Linked DNA regions of Homo sapiens: region 2 is linked to region 1. The links are chromatin loops, found by intact Hi-C in ENCODE. Cell type or tissue: ascending aorta. All regions are shown on one strand. Each heading gives the region's core, and the rest is flanking DNA. Links, peaks and the distances in the headings are about the cores only. Region 1 overlaps LOC107984219 (a long non-coding RNA gene). Region 2 has its middle 94 kb from the start of KIF5B.

What was found. Peaks named below come from ENCODE experiments on the same cell type or tissue, not always from the same donor. Only the 100,000 strongest peaks of a DNase experiment are listed, where the experiment ranks them.
Region 2: it touches region 1 in a loop (3-fold over the local background); 2 of 110 quality-filtered maps call a loop at or near these places.

Annotation. Positions count from the first base shown.
Region 1 is chr10:31,943,925-31,952,656 of GRCh38, forward strand. The region is part of intron 2 of LOC107984219 (a long non-coding RNA gene); the gene reads left to right. Among named protein-coding and RNA genes, the nearest start is that of ARHGAP12, 19 kb to the left of the region's middle. In ascending aorta, for the core only: a CTCF peak has its summit at 3,895 (motif pointing left); a DNase peak (open chromatin) is centred at 3,833; H3K4me3 peaks cover 989 bases; H3K27ac peaks cover 786 bases.
Region 2 is chr10:32,145,677-32,154,408 of GRCh38, forward strand. No RefSeq gene overlaps it. Among named protein-coding and RNA genes, the nearest start is that of KIF5B, 94 kb to the left of the region's middle. In ascending aorta, for the core only: no CTCF peak of the experiment used is centred there; a DNase peak (open chromatin) is centred at 3,785; H3K4me3 peaks cover 980 bases; H3K27ac peaks cover 3,858 bases.

The DNA of each region.
Region 1 (8,732 bases), core at 1,217-6,216:
AAATAACATTCATTATAATATGGTAATACTTAACATTCTTGTTTTCATCCTGAAAATATTTTTCTCTTATAATGTTTAAACTGTATCTTGGATAGGAAGAAGAACTATTACTATCCCCACTTTTCAGATAAGGAAATTTAGGAAGGTTCCATAACTGACCAAGTGGAACAAAGGCAGCCTTAGACTAATTTACTGATCTTTTTTTTTTTTTTTTTAACTGTCACTGCATTGGCCGGGCTGGTCTCACACTCTTGGTCTCAAGTGTCCTCTCACCTCAGCGTCTCCAAGTGCTGGGATTATAGGCATGAGCCACTGCTCCTGGCCTTATTTACTGGCTTGAAGCCCTGCCATTGCCACTGGCAGGCATGTCACTGAAGCCTGGGACGGGACACTGCAGTACAGAGTGTGAGAACAGTTCAGCTGAACTACCTTCACTTCAAAGCCAGGAGCCTGTATTTATTTATTTGTTACTTTTTTCAATAGATACAGGGTCTCACTATGTTACCCAGGCTGGCCTTGAACTCCTGACCTCAAGGGATCCTCCTGCCTCAGCCTCCCAAAGTGCTGGGATTACAGGTGTGAGCCACTGCACCCAGCCAGGAGTCTGTATTTATATCCCCTCCTTGTACTTGCTCTAATTGTATTCAGAAGAAAAGCTGTACGTGGAAGTGCCAACCTTTCAGGAAGTGGCTACAGAATAAAGTATGACACTCCATCAAGTTAAATTAAATTAAAATCACATCTGATTAAATCATTTTAAAAGATGAGCCTGGCATGGCAACACTTTGTGTAACCACCATAGCTTTGCAGTGAGTCATGGTGAGATGTACTCCCGGTGTTATATAATATACAATGAATTCTTTGAAAAGTGATCAAAATTTCCAATACACAGTATTAAAATAAGTACTGGATTAGGTAAAGGAACAGAGCCATTTTACTGCAGTAAGATGAACCTTTTTTCATTTGAATAGCACAGAAAAATATATTGCTGATCTTTTTGCTCTTCCTGGCTTCCCCTTCACATTGCTGTTTGAATGCTTCGTCTGGAATAACTTAAAAGAGGAAGAATTCCATGGTGTCGCATACAGAAGGCCTTTCTCTGGGCAGTGCTTGTCAGTTCTCTATGTAAATAGGGATAACAAAGACCCCAAGAGATGAACAGACAAAGGACAAAGTAGACAATTCACAAAAGAGGAAATTCAGTTGTTTAACAAACAGTGGGAAAAGGTTCCATCTCACTAGTAATCAAAGATATGCAAATTAAAACACTACTGAGAGACCCAAAGTGTTTGGTTGGTTGTTTTTTTATGACAATACAGTAATGGCATCAGTGTGAAAGCTGCTTTCTTGCACATTGCTAGGAGCAGTGTAAATGGACTCAGCTCTGTTAAAAAAAAATTGGCAATGATACAAATAAAAGACAAAGCATTAAAAATGTTTATGCTTTTTGAACTACTAATTTCACTCTTAGGGATCCATCCTAAATAAGCCTAAATATGAAAAATATTTTGTATACACTAGAGCATGCATCACAGTGCTACTATTTGTAATAGCAAAAGGAAAAACTAAATAAATGTGTGATATGTTAAAGTATGGCTCACTATACTGAAACATGTGAAGCAATTAAAATTGTTTTATGAAGTGTTTCTAATCACCTAGGAAAAGACTTATGTTATCATGTAATATGAGAGATGAGGTCATGAACACTATGAAACACCCATGAAAATAAACAGGTTTTTTTAAAGATGAAGAAAACAATTATTTTTTTAAAAAGTAACTATGAAAGAAAATACACTAAAAATGTTAATTTTTTTTTTTTTTTTTAAGACGGAGTTTTGCTCTTGTTGCCCAGGCTGGAGTGCAATGGCGCAATCTCGGCTCACCACAACCTTCGCCTCCTGGGTTCAAGTGATTCTCCTGCCTCAGCCTCCGGAGTAGCTGAGATTACTGGCATGTGCCACCATGGCCCGCTACTTTTTTTGTATTTTTAGTACAGACGGGGTTTCTCCATGTTTGTCAGGCTGGTCTCAAATTCCCGACCTCAAGTGATCCACCTGCCTCAGCCTCCCAAAGTGTTGGGATTACAGGCGTGAGCCACTGCACCCAGCCAAAAATGTTAATATTAGTTGTCTTTAGACTGATGTCTTTTTACTTTTCCATATTTTCAAGAATTTTATATTGATTCCTTAGGACATTTACAGTGAACATAAAAATGTTAGAGAGAGAGAAGAGCTTAACATTTTTCATTAGAGCACCCTTAAAAAAAATATTTTCTAAGGAAACCTGAATTGCTTAGATCTCATCTCTTTTTTTTTGTTTGTTTTATGTACATCTTCGCCTATATTAGATAGATCATTGATGTACTTACCAAAACAAAAGGAAATGGTCCTGCTTCCTATGAAATTGTGTAAGCATGTGCCCTAATAACCACCTTTGTTTTAGTTCTTTCCAGTCTATTTAAAATTCTGGTCTTTATCTGACAAGCTGGAACTTCTTTACTTCTTTTTTTTTTTTTTTTTTTTTTTTGAGACACAGTTTCGCTCTCGTTGTCCAGGCTGGAGTGCAATGGCGCGATCTCAGCTCACTGCAACCTCTACCTTCCAGGTTCAAGCGATTCTCCTGCCTCAGCCTCCTGAATAGCTGGGATTACAGGTATGCACCACCATGCCCAGCTAATTATGTATTTTTAGTAGAGATGGGGTTTCTCCATGTTGTTTTTATTTTTTCCTTAACTTTTTTTTTTTTTTTTTGAGACAAGGTCCAGGGTCTCACCCTGTTGCCCAGGCTGGAGTGAAATGGCAGGATCTTGGCTCACTGCAAACCCTGCCCCCCAGGCTCAAGCAATCCTCTTGCTTCGGCCTCCAAGTAGCTGGGACTACAGGCATGTAGCCTTGCAGGCATGCAGGCATGGGCCTGGATAATTTTGTAATTTTTGTAGAGCTGGGGTTTCACCATGTTGCCCAGGCTGGTCTCGAACTCGAACTCCTGAGCTCAGGTGATCCATCCCCTTCAGCCTCCCAAAGTGCTGGGACTGTAAGCATGAGCCACCACGCCAGGCCCATATTGTTATTTTTCAAAAAGAAAGAAAGGAAAATGGTAAAAATAATGATAAATATTGGTATTATTTAGTCTCCAAAAAGAATAGCATGACCTTTATCAGAGGTATGTCTAGTTCTCAGAAAAAGAACCCAGAGCAAGAGAAAATGACAGATATTTAATAGGGGGCGAAAGTCTTTTTACATAAAACCTGTCAAAAAAGAAAATCGTGTTGTAATTTGGGACTGTAGCCTGCTGTCAGTTATTTACAGGAGTTTGAATAGCATTGGGTTGGGTTGTATTATGCCACCTAAAATCCAAACCAAATAGGTGTACCCAGTTAAACAGACTTGGGAAGAGAAGTGTGAAGTGTCAGCAGGATTCTTGAAGTCATGGTGGAGGGGAAGAGAAGTGGCCTGCAGATTTCATCAGCAGTTCTTCCGGTTCCCTCCTTTTTCCTAAAATAATCTCTCTGAATTTATCACTTCTGTTAGGAACATACAATATGTTTTTGGTACAGATTCTACTTAAATATCAACAATTTTTCCACTCTGTCAGCTGTTCTATAATATGTGATTCTGAAAACAAACCAAAAAAAAATAACAAATACTGGAACGCTTTCTGCTTTTAAAGTTTGCTCTTAAATGATGTGACCCCTTTTATGATGGATGTTGTTAGCTCCAAGGGTGCCAGATTTAGCAATCCATTATTTATCCTCTTCTCCTGGGACTCATCGTTTTTCCTACATTACCACATTTCACGTTCACAGCCCTTTTAATGCTCACACCCTGCACTGTTTTGTGTACATTCCATTCATCCTGCTCAGCCATTATGGGTTATTGCCATCTGGTGGAAAAACAGGGTTGACTACCAGATGGTAGTTTTGAAATTCCGGAAGTGAAATGAAGTTGTTTTCATCAGGGAAAAACACATTTATGTCTCATGCATATTCTGGTGTTCTAAAACAACGAGCGTTTTTCTGTTCCATTGCACATGGGGAAGTATACAACGATTTCAGCTGCTGAACACATTAAAAAATTGACTTTCTATATACACTACACAAAAATCGTGCTTGTAAAAAAGTTAGGTCCCCTTTTTATTTCTTTTTTCTTTTCACTCTGTCAACCCAGGCTGGAGTACGGTGGCAAGATCACAGCTCACTGCAGCCTCAATCTCCCAGGCTCGAGTGATCATCCCACCTCAGCCTCCTGAGTAGTTGAGACTACAGGCTCACGCCAACACAACTGGCTAATTTTTTTAAAATTTTTGTAGAGACGGGGTCTCACTACATTGTCCAGGCTGGTCTCAAACTTCTGGGTTCAAGTGATCCTCCCTCCTTGTCCTCCCAAAATGCTGGGATTATAGGCGTGAGCCACCGTGCCCAGCTGTCCACCTTTTTAAGTAATCCTGTGATCATAAAACAAAAATGACAAAACAAAATAGAGCTAAAATGTCTCAACTGCTTATCCCTTCACTAGGAAAAAATGCAGTATTAGATGTTTTCTACTTTTAAGTTCTATTATATAATAGCACACTTGAGTCATTAAGCAATTTTAGGGTATTAGTTCTTAAAATGAGATTCATTCACATTCAAAATTTAGCATAGTCTTCAAAGTGACAGGATGAATATTAGTCCAAAATGACTTAGGAGTTTCTCTTTCTCAAATTGTCATAAAATTTACTAACACTGTTACAATCCTTTAACATCTAAATTAGGCCAGGTACAATGGCTCATGCCTGCAGTGCCAACAATTTTAGAGGCCAAGGTGAGGAGATTGCTTGAGCCCAGGAGTTCAAGACCAGCCTGAGCAACATAGCAAGATCCTGTCTCTACAAAACATTTTTTTTTAATTTTTAAAGAAAAATAAAAATCTAAATAAAATGAGGTAGTAGGCCTGAGCTCCTCAAAACTATCAATATTATAAAAGACAAAAAAAGGCAGGGGGGGTGTGGTCAGGGACGGTGGCTCGCGCCTGTAATCCCAGCACTTTGGGAGGCCAAGGCGGGCAGATCACTTGAGGTCAGGAGTTCAAGACCAGGCTGGCCCACGTGGTGAAACCCTGTCTCTACTAAAAATACAAAAATTAGCTGTGTGTGGTGGCACGTGCCTGTAATCCCAGCTACTCGGTAGGCTGAGGCAGGAGAATGGCTTGAACCCAGGAGGCAGAGGTTGCAGTGAGCTAAGATTATGCCACTGCATTCCAGCATGGGTGACAGAGCAAGTAAGACTCTGTCTCAAAAAAAAAAAAAAAGGCGGGGATTTTCACAGTCTGTTCAGGCTTTTATAACAAAATACCATAAACTAGGTGGCTTACCAACAAGAGAAATTTATTTATCACAGTACTGGAGTCTGAGAAGTCCAAGATCAAGTTCCCAGCAGATAGCAGGGAATTGGTGGCCCATGCTTGTAGTCCTAGCTACTTAGGAGGCTGAGGCAGAAAGATTGCTTAAGCCCAGGAGTTTGAGGCTGCAGTGACCCATGAGCACGTTACTTCACTCCAGCCTGGGTGACAAAGCAAGACAAAGCGATACCCCGTCTCTAAAAATGAAAATGAAATTACAAATGTTTTAAAGAAGGTGCCAGCAGATTCAGTGTCTGTTAAGAACCCACTTTCTGATTCATAGATGGTGCCTTCAGTTGGGTCCTCACATGGTGGAAAGGGCCAATGAGCTCCCATGGGCATATATTACAAGGTCTCTAATTTGGTATATGAGGGTTCACCTTGGGGTTTAGGATTTCAACATATGAATTTTGAGGGATGATAAACATTTTGACCATCACAAGGATTGTTGTGGTTAAAAAGATATTAATGAGACATAATTATCAACCATATTCTTTTTTTTTTTTTTTTTTGAGACAGAGTCTCGCTTTCTTGCCTAGGCTGGAATGGAGTGGCGCGATCTTGGCTCACTGCAAGCTCCGCCTCCCGGGTCCACGCCATTCTCCTGCCTCAGCTTCCCGAGTAGCTGGGACTAAAGGCGCCCGCCACCACGCCCGGCTACTTTTTTTTTTGTATTTTTTAGTTGAGACAGGGTTTCACCGTGTTAGCCAGGATGGTCTCGATCTCCTGACCTCGTGATCCACCCGCCTCGGCCTCCCAAAGTGCTGGGATTACAGGCATGAGCCACCGAGCCCGGCCTTATCAACCGTATTCTTGATTGGATTGTGAATCTAGAAAAAGAAAAGCTTTAAGGATAATTGGAGAAATTTGAATATGGGCTGTATATTACTATTATTACGTCAATTACATTTCTTAGGTAGAACAATGCTGTTGTGGTTATATAAGAGAATTCCCTCTTCTTGGGAGATGCAGGATGAATATTTAGGTGTGGAACTTACTTTTTTTTTTGAGACAGAGTTTTGCTCTTGTTGCCCAGGCTGGAGTGCAATGGCACGATCTTGGCTCACCACAACCTCTGCTTCCTGGGTTCAAGTGATTCTTCTGCCTCAGCCTCCCGAGTAGCTTGGATTACAGGCATATGCCACCATGCCCAGCTAATTTTTTGTATTGTTACTAGAGACGAGGTTTCGCCATGTTGGTTCAGGCTGGTCTCCAACTCCCGACGTCAGGTGATCAGCCCACCTCGGCCTCCCAAAGTGCTGGGATTACAGGTGTGAGCCACCGCACTCGGCCAGAACTTACTTTTAATTGGTTGAAAAATATAAAAAGAGAAATAAAGCATCCATGGCAAAATATTAACAATTGATTAATCTAGATGAAAGGCTTATGTATGTTCATTGTTCAGTTTTCTCAAATTTTAGTTAAGCTTCACATTTTTAAAAATAAAAACTTGGGAGAAAAACACAATTGAAGAGAATGGTCCATTAAAAACCTTCAAGAGAGAAGAAATCCTTTGTCAGCACATAAAACAAGATGCCACTGACACAATGGCTAATCCACTGAGTGCATTACTTTAATTATAGGCCGGTTTACCTTATTACTAGACATCAGACTATATGGAAGGTCATTCAGTAGGATCAAAAAACATAAGTAGTTTCTACTTCCGGCCATGATGGAACAACAAGAATTGGATTTACCTTCCTACCTTAACCAGGAAACTGGATAAAAATACATGAAACACCGGTTTCCAGACATTGGACAACAGGAAGCTCAGGACAGTATTTCCTAGGAGAAGGAAAACAAATGAGATGAACCCTATCTTTGTCCCAGCTTACTGTCTAGAGAGTGTCTAGGCTGTAGCTCATGGAGGGGAAAATGCAAACAGTAAAATAAGTAGATGAAAAGTCTGTCAATAGAAATAAACCTTGAAATGGCACATATGATAAAGTTAATAAAGACATTAAAACAATTAAAGAACCATGACAAAGAGATACACAGAAGATAATAACCTATGTTGAACTTCTAAATATGACAAATACAGAAATCTACACTGGATGATATTAACAGCAAACTGGAAACCACAGGAAAAAAAATATTAGTGGATTTGAACACACAGCAATAAAAACTATCCAAAATGAAACACAGAAGAAAGATTGGAAATTAAAATGAACAGAGTTTAATGGCTATACGGCAACAAAAAGTGATATAATGTACTTGTAAATAGAGTCCCAGAAGGAGAGAAATATGAGGTGGGAGGGTGGAAGCAGAAGGACTATTTAAAAATAATGACCAAAAATGTTTATATTTGATGAAAATTATATACCCACACAAGAGCCAAATACTTCAGTGAGCCGGAAGAACATAAAACATGATTAAATATACCAAGACATTAACCAAATTGCTTAAAACTAGTGATAAAAAAGAAAAATCTTAAAAGCAGGCAGGAAAAAAAGACACATTAAGTATATAGACTTTTTATTGCAAATAATGCAAATCAGAAAAGAGTAAATCAATATCTTTAAAGTAATGAAAGTAAAATACAGCCAACATAGAAATCTATATCTAGTGAGAATGTCTTTCACAAAGGAAGGTCAAATAAAAACCTTTTGAGACATATAAAAGTAGAAAGAATAAACAGCAGCGATACCCAGGTAGTATTGTTACCAGTAGCGAATCCATATGGGTCTGCAGCAACCTCAGTTCTCCTCAGAAGAAAGAATTCAGCTGAGGTGCTGAAGGCAGGAGACACTGAGGCAAGTTTTAGAGCAGGAGTGAAAGTTTATTAAGAAGCTTTAGAGCAGGAACAAAAGGAAGGAAAGTATACTTGGAAAAGGGCCAAGCAGACGACTTGAAAGATAAGTGTGCAGTTTGACCTTTTGACTTGGGGTTTTATATGTTGGCAGACTTCTGGGATCTTGTGTTCCTCTTCCCCTGATTATTCCCTTAGGGTGGGCTGTTCACATGTGCAGTGTATTTACTGGAGTTGCACACATGCTCACTTGAGGCATTCTTCCCTTGCCAGTGGGATGTCCCTGGAAGGTCATGTACCAGTTAAACTCTGCCATTTTGCCTCTTAATGTGCATGCTTGATCCCACTCACCCAACTCCTGAGATCTTATAGGGAGGCTGCTGATCACGTTTCAGGTGTTCTGTCTATTTGGAGACTGCCTTTTTCTGGCACCAGCTACAACCAGTTATTAATTTAGAGAGACAGTGTGACAGCTGCCTGACCATCACCTGATAGTCGCCTGAAATTCCTGTTATCGGGGAGCCCTTTCCTGCTCTGCTCATGCCTGACTAGCTAACTGCTATAATATTTCCCCCCTCTGGAGTTCAAGACCCCAATTCTTTGGG
Region 2 (8,732 bases), core at 1,702-6,701, 200 kb after region 1:
TTTTGTACAGACAGGGTCTTTCTATGTTGCCCAGGCTGGTCTTGAACTCCTGGCCACAAGGGATTTTCCCTGCCTCAGCCTCCCAAACTGTTGGAATTACAGGTGTAAGCCACCGTGGCCTCCCACAGTAGGCCAGCCAGAGACTTTAAATACTTGTCTAAGTTTCTTTCTTGTGGCGGCTGCAGAGCTGGAACCAGAATAAAGTTCTTTGGGCTCTACCCTGGTTATATCACACTGGACCCTAAGTGGCTACATGAACAGTTGTAGCCTCAGATATGACAGGAAGTTGCTCTTCTGCTTTGAGAGGTTGTCCAACCCTGGCCAGCCAGAGTGAATTGTCAATTTCCAAAGCCTGTTGTGGGAGGCAGAATTTCAATCCCATGACCTGGACATGCCTACCTGGATGTAGGGCCCACAGAAATTGTGGGATAATAAATGGGTGTTGTTTTAAGTCACTGACTTGGCAGTCATTTGCCATGGTAGCAACAGAAAAACAAATACGCATGACCAAATGCTCAGCATAAGCTCCATCCTGCCCACTCCTCCTCACCATCCTGTCATGACCACTCTCAGACCTGGCCACCACTCCCACCATCAATTGTCCCTTTTGAGTCCTCTGTGAAAACTGTTCTTTTAATGCCCAGTCCAGACATTCCTGAGTGCAGCTCCAAGTTCATATTAAGCTGCCAGGATAGGAAGGCATTGGGCCCATTCTCTGACGTCGGGATGCTTGATGATGGCATCCCATCCCTTCTGTCTGTGAGATACCCCGTGGAAAACTCTCAGATCAAAGAACTAAGGTTGCCAGGTGAGATACAGGATGCCCAGTTAAATATGAATTTCAGGCTGAGTGCAGTGGCTAACACCTGTAATCCCAGCACTTTGGGAGGCTGAGGCAGGAGGATTGCCTGAGGTCAGGAGTTTGAGACCAGCCTGGCCAACATAGTGAAACCCCATCTCTACTAAAAATACAAAAATTAGTTGGACGTGGTGGTAGGTGCCCATAATCCCAGCTACTCCAGAGGCTGAGGCAGGAGAATCGCTTGAACCCAGAAGGTGGAGGTTGCAGTGAGCCAAGATCATGCCATGGCACTCCAGCCTGGGCAACAGAGTGAGACTGTCTCCAAAAAAAAAAAAAAAAAAAGCAATGGAAAAACAAATGATATATTAGTGTGTCCCAAATATTGCATGGGACATACTTACACTGAAAAATGTTTCATTTTTTTTTCAAGACTGATAACCCTAAAGGGAGCAGATATTAAGACTAGAGTATTCTAGAGCAAGTAAAACTTACCAGGAAAGTAGTAAGTCGTGACCTAAAGTTGATCTAGCCTCCCCCTTCTGGGATTGGTGCCCTTTTGTTCCTGCCACCACCAAATCTGATATCAGAAAAGGATCTTAGGTCAGATGCTTACACTTCAGTGGGGATTTTTTTGTCAGCAGGGGGTGCCTACATCTTTAAACCTGTATTCTTTTTTGCTTATTTTTATAGTGTTAGGGCCTACAAGTGCAGGTTTCTTACATGCATCTATTGCGTAGTGGTAAAGCCAGGGCTTTCAGGGTACCTATCACCCAAATAGTGAACATTGCACCCAATAGGTAATTTTCAGCCCTCACCCCCTCCCACTCTCCCATGTTTTACAGTCTCCAGTGTCTGTTATTCCACACTGTGTGTCCACGTGCACCCACTGATTCAACCTATGTTCTTTTTTTTTTTTTTTTTTGAGTTGGAGTCTTGCTCTGTTGCCCAGGCTGGAGTGCAGTGGCATGATCTCGGCTCACTGCAACTTCCGCCTCCTGAGTTCAAGCTATGCTCCTCCCTCAGCCTCCCAAGTAGCTGGGATTACAAGTGCCTGCCACCATGCCCAGCTAATTTTTGTATTTTTGTGAGACAGAGTTGAACCATGTTGGCCAAGCTGGTCTCCTGACCTCAAGTGATTCCCTCCACCTCAGCCTCGCAAAGTGCTGGGATTACAGGTTTGAGCTACCACACCCAGCCTCTTTTTTTTTTTTTTTTAATTTAGGGGATAGAAGTGCAGATTTCTTACAAGCATATATTGCATAGTGGTGAAGTCTGGGCTTTTGGTGAACCCATTACTTGAATTGTGAACATTGTACCCAACAGGTAATTTTTTGACCCTCACCCTTTCCCACCTTCCCACACTTTGGAGTCTCTGGTGTCTAATATTCCATCTGTATGTCCACAGGTACCCATTGCTTTGCTCCCCCTTCTAAGTGAGAACGTGCAGTATTTGACTTTCTGTTTCTGAGTGATTTCACTTAGGATAATGGCTTCCAGTTCCATCCATGGTGCAGTAAATGTCATGAGTTCATTCCTTTTTATGTCTGAGTAGTATTCCATACTGTATACATACCACATTTTCTTTATCCTATGTTGATGGACACTTAGGTTGATTACATATTTTTGCTACTATGAATAGTGCTGCCATAAACATATGAGTGGGGTAGATTCTTTTTGATACAATGATTTCTTTCCTTTTGAGTAGATACCCAGTAGTGGGATTGTTGGAGCAATGGTAAAGACTTTTTGAATCTTAATATTGTTATATTTAATATCACTTGATCCTCTCAGTTTCATTCTAGAGAGGACGAATCTCACGGAACTGACATGGCCCAGTACTCCCGTGCTTCGGGACATCGTCTGGTCAAGAATGTCCCCTTTGGCTGGTAATCCTAGCACTTTGAGAGGCTGACGTGGGAAGATCGCTTGAGGCCAGGAGTTTGAGGCCAGCCTGGGCAATGTAGGGAGACCTTGTTTCTACAAAAAACTTGAAAAATAAGTTAGCTGATTGTGGTGGTACATGCCTGTAGTTCCAGCTACTCAGGAGGCTGAGGTGGGAGGATCACTTGACTCTGGGAGGTTTTTTTTGTTTGTTTGTTTTTTGTGTTTTCTTTTTTGAGATGGAGTCTCGCCCTGTTGCCCAGGCTGGAGTGCAGTGGCACGATCTTGGCTCACTGCAACCTCCGCCTGCCAGGTTCAAGCGATCCTCCTGCCTCAGCCCCCTGGTAGCTGGGATTACAGGCACACGCCACCATGCCTGGCTAATTTTTGTATTTTTAGTAGATATGGGGTTTCACCATGTTGGCCACGCTGGTCTCAAACTCCTGAGCTCAGGTGATCCACCCACCTCGGCCTTCCAAAGTGCTGGGATTACAGGTGTGAGCCACTGCACCCAGCCTTTAACTCTGGGAGGCTGAGATTGCAGTGTGAGTTGCAATCACACCATCGCATTCCAGCCTGGGCAACAGAGCAAGACCCTGTCTCAAAAAAAAAAAAAATGTTCCCTTGGGGTCTCAGAGATATTCCACCCACCCACCTCCCCACCCCCTGCCGAGGAACTGCCTCTCTGGCCTCTCTCTGAGGCTCCCTTTTCAGCAGGTGGGGTGCTCACCCCTGAATAGGATACCAGGAGACAAATTTTGTCCAGCACCTCTGATACAGCGCTCTCTTGTGTGTTTTGGTGACAGGTGAATCAGATTTCCATTTAAAACACCAATGCCAAAAGGGAGAGAGAGAAAAAAACTAACCGGCCTGGATGACTTTGGAGGATGATTCTTTGTTTTAATTCTGACGGCCAGAATGGAAAGTTGGCAACTCATTCTGAAAGACGAGAGTGCTACAGGCAGCTGTGTAGCTAAGAGATAAAAACCACCAACGGGAGCAGCTCATCTAACCTGAACCGTAGCAGAGAAGGGACAGACAGGCGAGTACTCCATTTGAATCTAGGTCTCAGCCTCCCAGGGTGGGATCACATTGCCCAATTGTGACGTCACTCAAGCCATTCCCATGCCCGTGGCCCATTTTTTAAATTACTTCACAATGGGCGCAGAAGCCAAATTTGAAATAAATGACTCCATGACTCAGACTGTTAATCTCTGTTTTGACAACCAACAGCAAGTCATTGGGAACTTTAACTTACATTTGGTAGGGAACATCACAACTTCATGCAAAGGTCTCTTTAACTTATCCTCCCACCCCAAAAAAGTGCCAATTGTGTACAGGCAATAAAGCAGATTCCCTTGTATTTGGAGAAAATAGCTAAGCTTCCTCTTCAGCAGAAAGCCTTGAGGAAGAAGTTAAGAATGCAGCCTTTGGAGTCAGGCCTGTGCTTGCACATGAATCCATACCTCACTGCCCTCCTCTGTAGGTGGCAATAATAATATCACTCACTTCCTAGGATTGTTGTGGTGATGCAATGAGATCAAAAGTTTTAGCAAGATGTCCTGTAGCTACACAACAAATGCAGGCAATTTTCATTTATGCTTGTATTTGTAAACAGAGTATCAGAGTGAAACAAAACCAAAAAACAAAAATGAAGAGAAGTCCTTGGTCCTGCTCATTATTGTTTTTATTTCTTATAGATGAGGTGCTTAATAGCTACCTGTCAACAATAACGCCCGGCACACCTGGGAGATTTGAGGAAGCATGCAGAACCATTCCACTAAGTCTTTTTGTGTTTTTTTTTGTTGTTGTTGTTTTTATTTATTTATTTATTTTGAGACAGAGTCTCACTCTGTTGCCCTGGCTAGAGTACAGTGGCATGATCTCAGCTCACTACAACCTCCACCTCCCAGGTTCAGGAGATTCTCCTGCCTCAGCCTCCTGAGCAGCTGGGATTACAGCTGTGCGCCACCACGCCCGACTAATTTTTGTGTTTTGTTTGTTTGTTTGTTTGTTTGGGTTTTTTTTAATTAGAGACGGGGTTTTACCATGTTGGCCAGGCTGGTCTCAAACTCCTGACCTCAAGTGGATCCACTGGCCTCAGCCTCCCGAAGTGCTGGGATTACAGGCGTGAGCCACCACGCTCAGCCGTTGTTGTTTTTTAGACAGAGTCTTGCTATGTATCCAGGCTGGACTCAAACTCCTGGGATCAAGTGATCCTCCTGCCTCCGCCTCCCAAGTAGCTGGTACTACAGGCACATGCCACTGCGCCCAGCTTACCAAGTCACTTAACAGGAGTATTGCTCGCTAGAGACAGCACAGCCTAACCTCCTCACCGAGGACTGTGGGATCTGCGTGCAGAAGCATTTTCTTTCTCTGATACAAGTTGCTGTGAGAAGCAAAAATTAAACTCCAACTAACACCAGATGATGACCTTCAAAATGTTCTCTTGAATGACAGAAAGCTTGCATGACATCATGCCCTTCCCTTCGGTTTATTCCTGTTGTTGTTTTTGACTCCTTATCTGATTTCTAAGTTTGCTCCCTCATTCAGCCTTATCTTATCTGAAATGGATCCGTGAAGTAAAAACAATTTCCTGTGGTTTTTACCTTGTTTTTCCTCTAACTAGAAGTTAAATCACTCATGTTTACCATATGCCTACAACCTGCTGGGGTTCTGAATTCAACACAAGAATTTGAATTTTCACAAAAGCTTTTCGAAGTTTCAGAAGCTCTTTTGACTCTTATTTCAAATACATCCTGGAAGCTGTGTTGGTTCACCCACAGGACCTGGAATGGCTTTGCCCAGGAGATATGATTGGCCAGCTCAGCTGCTTCCCCTCTCATTTCTCTTATTTACACTCCTATCTCTCTCTCTCTCTTTCTCTTTTTTTTTTTTTTTTTTTAGGCAGGGTCTCACTTTGTCGCCCAGGCTGGAGTGCAGCGGTGCAGGTTCACTGCAGCCTCGATCTCCCGGACTCAAGAGATCCTCCCGTCTCAACCCCGCAAGTGGCTGGGACTATAGGCATGCACCACCATGCCTGGCTAATTTTTATACTTCTTGTAGAGAAGGGGTTTCACCACGTTGGCCAGGCTGGTCTCAGTCCTTCTGCCTTGGCCTCCCAAAGTGCTGTGAAGGTATAGGCGTGAGCCACTGCTTATGGCCTTATGGGATGTTTTATGTTCTTTTGTGATCTTTCTCTCCTTTTAAAATCCTAACATTCTTGTACAACTATGTTCATAGCAACATTATTCACAATAGATAAAATGTGGAAGCAACCCAAGTGTCCATCCATGGATGAATGGCTAAGCAAAATGTGACACATCCATGCAATGAAATATTACTCAGCCTTGAAAAGAAGGCAATTCTGTCACATGCTACTACATGAATGAAGTTTGAGGACATTATGCTAAGTGAAATAAGCCAGTCACAAAAAAAAGAATGCCGTATGATTCCATTTGTAAGAGGGACTCTCATTATTCTCTTACTTCTGTAATCCCTGCAGGACACTGGAGGCTCTGGAGTGGACTTCAGTGTATTTGCTGGCCAACATCCCTTCCCTCTTCTATTACAGCATTTCCTTCCCAATTCCATTTTGTGGGTGGAGCAAGGGGAAGGGCTGTCACTCACAACATTCTACCTCCAGGCCATAGCGATTGGCCCAGGGATAGGCATGTGACCAAGCCAGGCAAATTGGAGTGTTCTCCAACTTGTGGAGACATTTGGAGGTCTCCAATGTTACATTTGCATGCTAGGAAGGATAGAGAGACTCCCTTGTTCTTGGATCTTAAGCTCTCAGATTGCTAATCCTTAGTCATGTTCCTTGGAGGAGGCTTGGCTGCTGCAGCATAAAGTGAAACGAGTCCACAGACAGAAGCAAAACTAAGTGATGAAGTTAATGTGTGTTAATAAATTTCTGGTTGAAGTGGTTTGATTCAGGTGTCTGCCACTTGCAACTAAAAAAGTCCTGATTAAGAAATAACCTCGGCTGGGCACAGTGACTCATGCCTGTAATCCCAGCACTTTGGGAGGCTAAGGCGGGCAGATCATGAGGTCAGGAGTTTGAGACCAGCCTGGCTAATACAGTGAAACCCCATCTCTACTAAAAATACAAAGTTAGTCGGGCGTGGTGGTGCATGCCTGTAATCCCAGCTACTCGGGAGGCTGAGGCAGGAGAATCGTTTGAACCCGGGAGGCAGAGGTTGCAGTGAGCCGAAATCGCACCATTGCACTCTGGCCTGGGCAACAAGAGCAAAACTTCGTCTCAAAAAAAAAAAAAAAAAAAAATATATATATATATATATATAAAACCTCATTTTTAGGAACATCTACTGCCTTCCATTCATATTTTAACGAGGTGTACTACATTCACTTTATAAAAAAATCTTTACTTAAAAATAATTATAAATTCATAGGAAGTTGTAAAGATAGTACAGAGAAGTCTGTGTAGCCTTCACCCAATTTCCTTCAATAACTACATCTTTTGTAACTATAGTACAATATCAAAAACAGGAAATTAACATTGGGACAATGTGTGTGTGTGCATGTGTGTGTATGTGTGTGTGGTTCTCTGTTGTTTTACCACATCAGATTCATGTAACTAGCATTGCAATCAAAACAAAGGACTTTTCCATTACTACAAAAATGTCACTTGTACTACTCATTATCATAGTCTTCTAGTGTCAACATTTTACTAGTTTGAATGAAGTGTACAAACCTTACCTCCCTTTACATTCCTTTAACCTCCCCATTATTGGATAATTGTCTTAATTATTTCCTCTTCATGCATTGGAACCACATCTGACATTGTTATAATTTTCACTTTAACTATCAAACACAATTTAGAAAACTCCAGAAGAGAAGGAAAGTCTATTGTATTTACTCCTATTTTCACTTTTGTTGTTATTATTTTCTTTTCTGATATTCCAATATTTTTTCTTTTATTACTTCTTTTCTCTTAAGAGAACTTTCTTTAGCCATTCTTTCAAAGCAGGTCTACTAGTGACAAATTCTCTTAGTTTTGTTTCATATGAGGATGTCTTGATTTCCCTTTCATTTCTGAAGACGATATTAACTGGATATAGAATTCTGGGTTGACAATTCTTTTCTTTCGGAACTTGAAAAATGCTGTGCCAATTCCTTCTGGCCTCATGGTTTCTGATGAGAAATCTGCTGCCACTGGAATTGTTTTTCCCTTATACATAAGGTGTATTTCTCTCATGTTGCTTTAAAATATTTTCGTTTTTCTTTAGTTTTCAGAATTTGACTGTGACGTGTCCTGGTATGGATTCTTTGGCTTTATCCTGTTTGAGATTCTCTAGGTTTCCTGAACCTTTAGGTTTATGTATCTTGCCTAATTTGGGGAAATTTCAGCCATTATTTCTTCAAATACTTTTCTAGTACTTCCTGTCCCCTTTCTCCTCTCCTGGGACTTTGATGACACAAATATTTTGATAATTTTCTACAGGTCTCTAATGATCTCTTCTTTTCTTTTTCCAGCCTATTTTCTCTGTTTTGCTATTGAACCCATCCATTGAGTTTTTCACTTGTTTATTGTATTTTCAGTTCAAAATTTTTGACTTGAGTTTTTTTTATAGCTTTTATTTCTTTGGTCAGATTTATATTTTTTTCCATTTGGTTCAAGTATGTTCATAATTGATCACTGAAGCTTTTTTCTTTTTTATTAAGAGACTATGATTGCACCACTGCACTCCACTCTGTTGCCTAAGTTGGAGTGCAGTGGTGCAATCATAGCTCATTGCAGCCTTGGATTCCTAAGTGCAAGAGATCCTCCCACTTCACCCTCCCAAGTAGCTGGGAGTGCAGGCACATGTCGCCACCCAACTAAATTTTTTAGTTTTATTTTTTGTAGATGCAAGGTCTTACTATGTTGCCCAGGCTGGTCTTGAACACCTATCCTCAAGTGATCCTCCTGCCTCAGGCTCCCAAAGCACTGGGACTACAGGCATGAGACACCATGCCTGGCCTCATTAAAGCATTTTTTTTTTTAGATGGAGTTTCGCCCTTGTCACCCAGGCTGGAGTGCAAT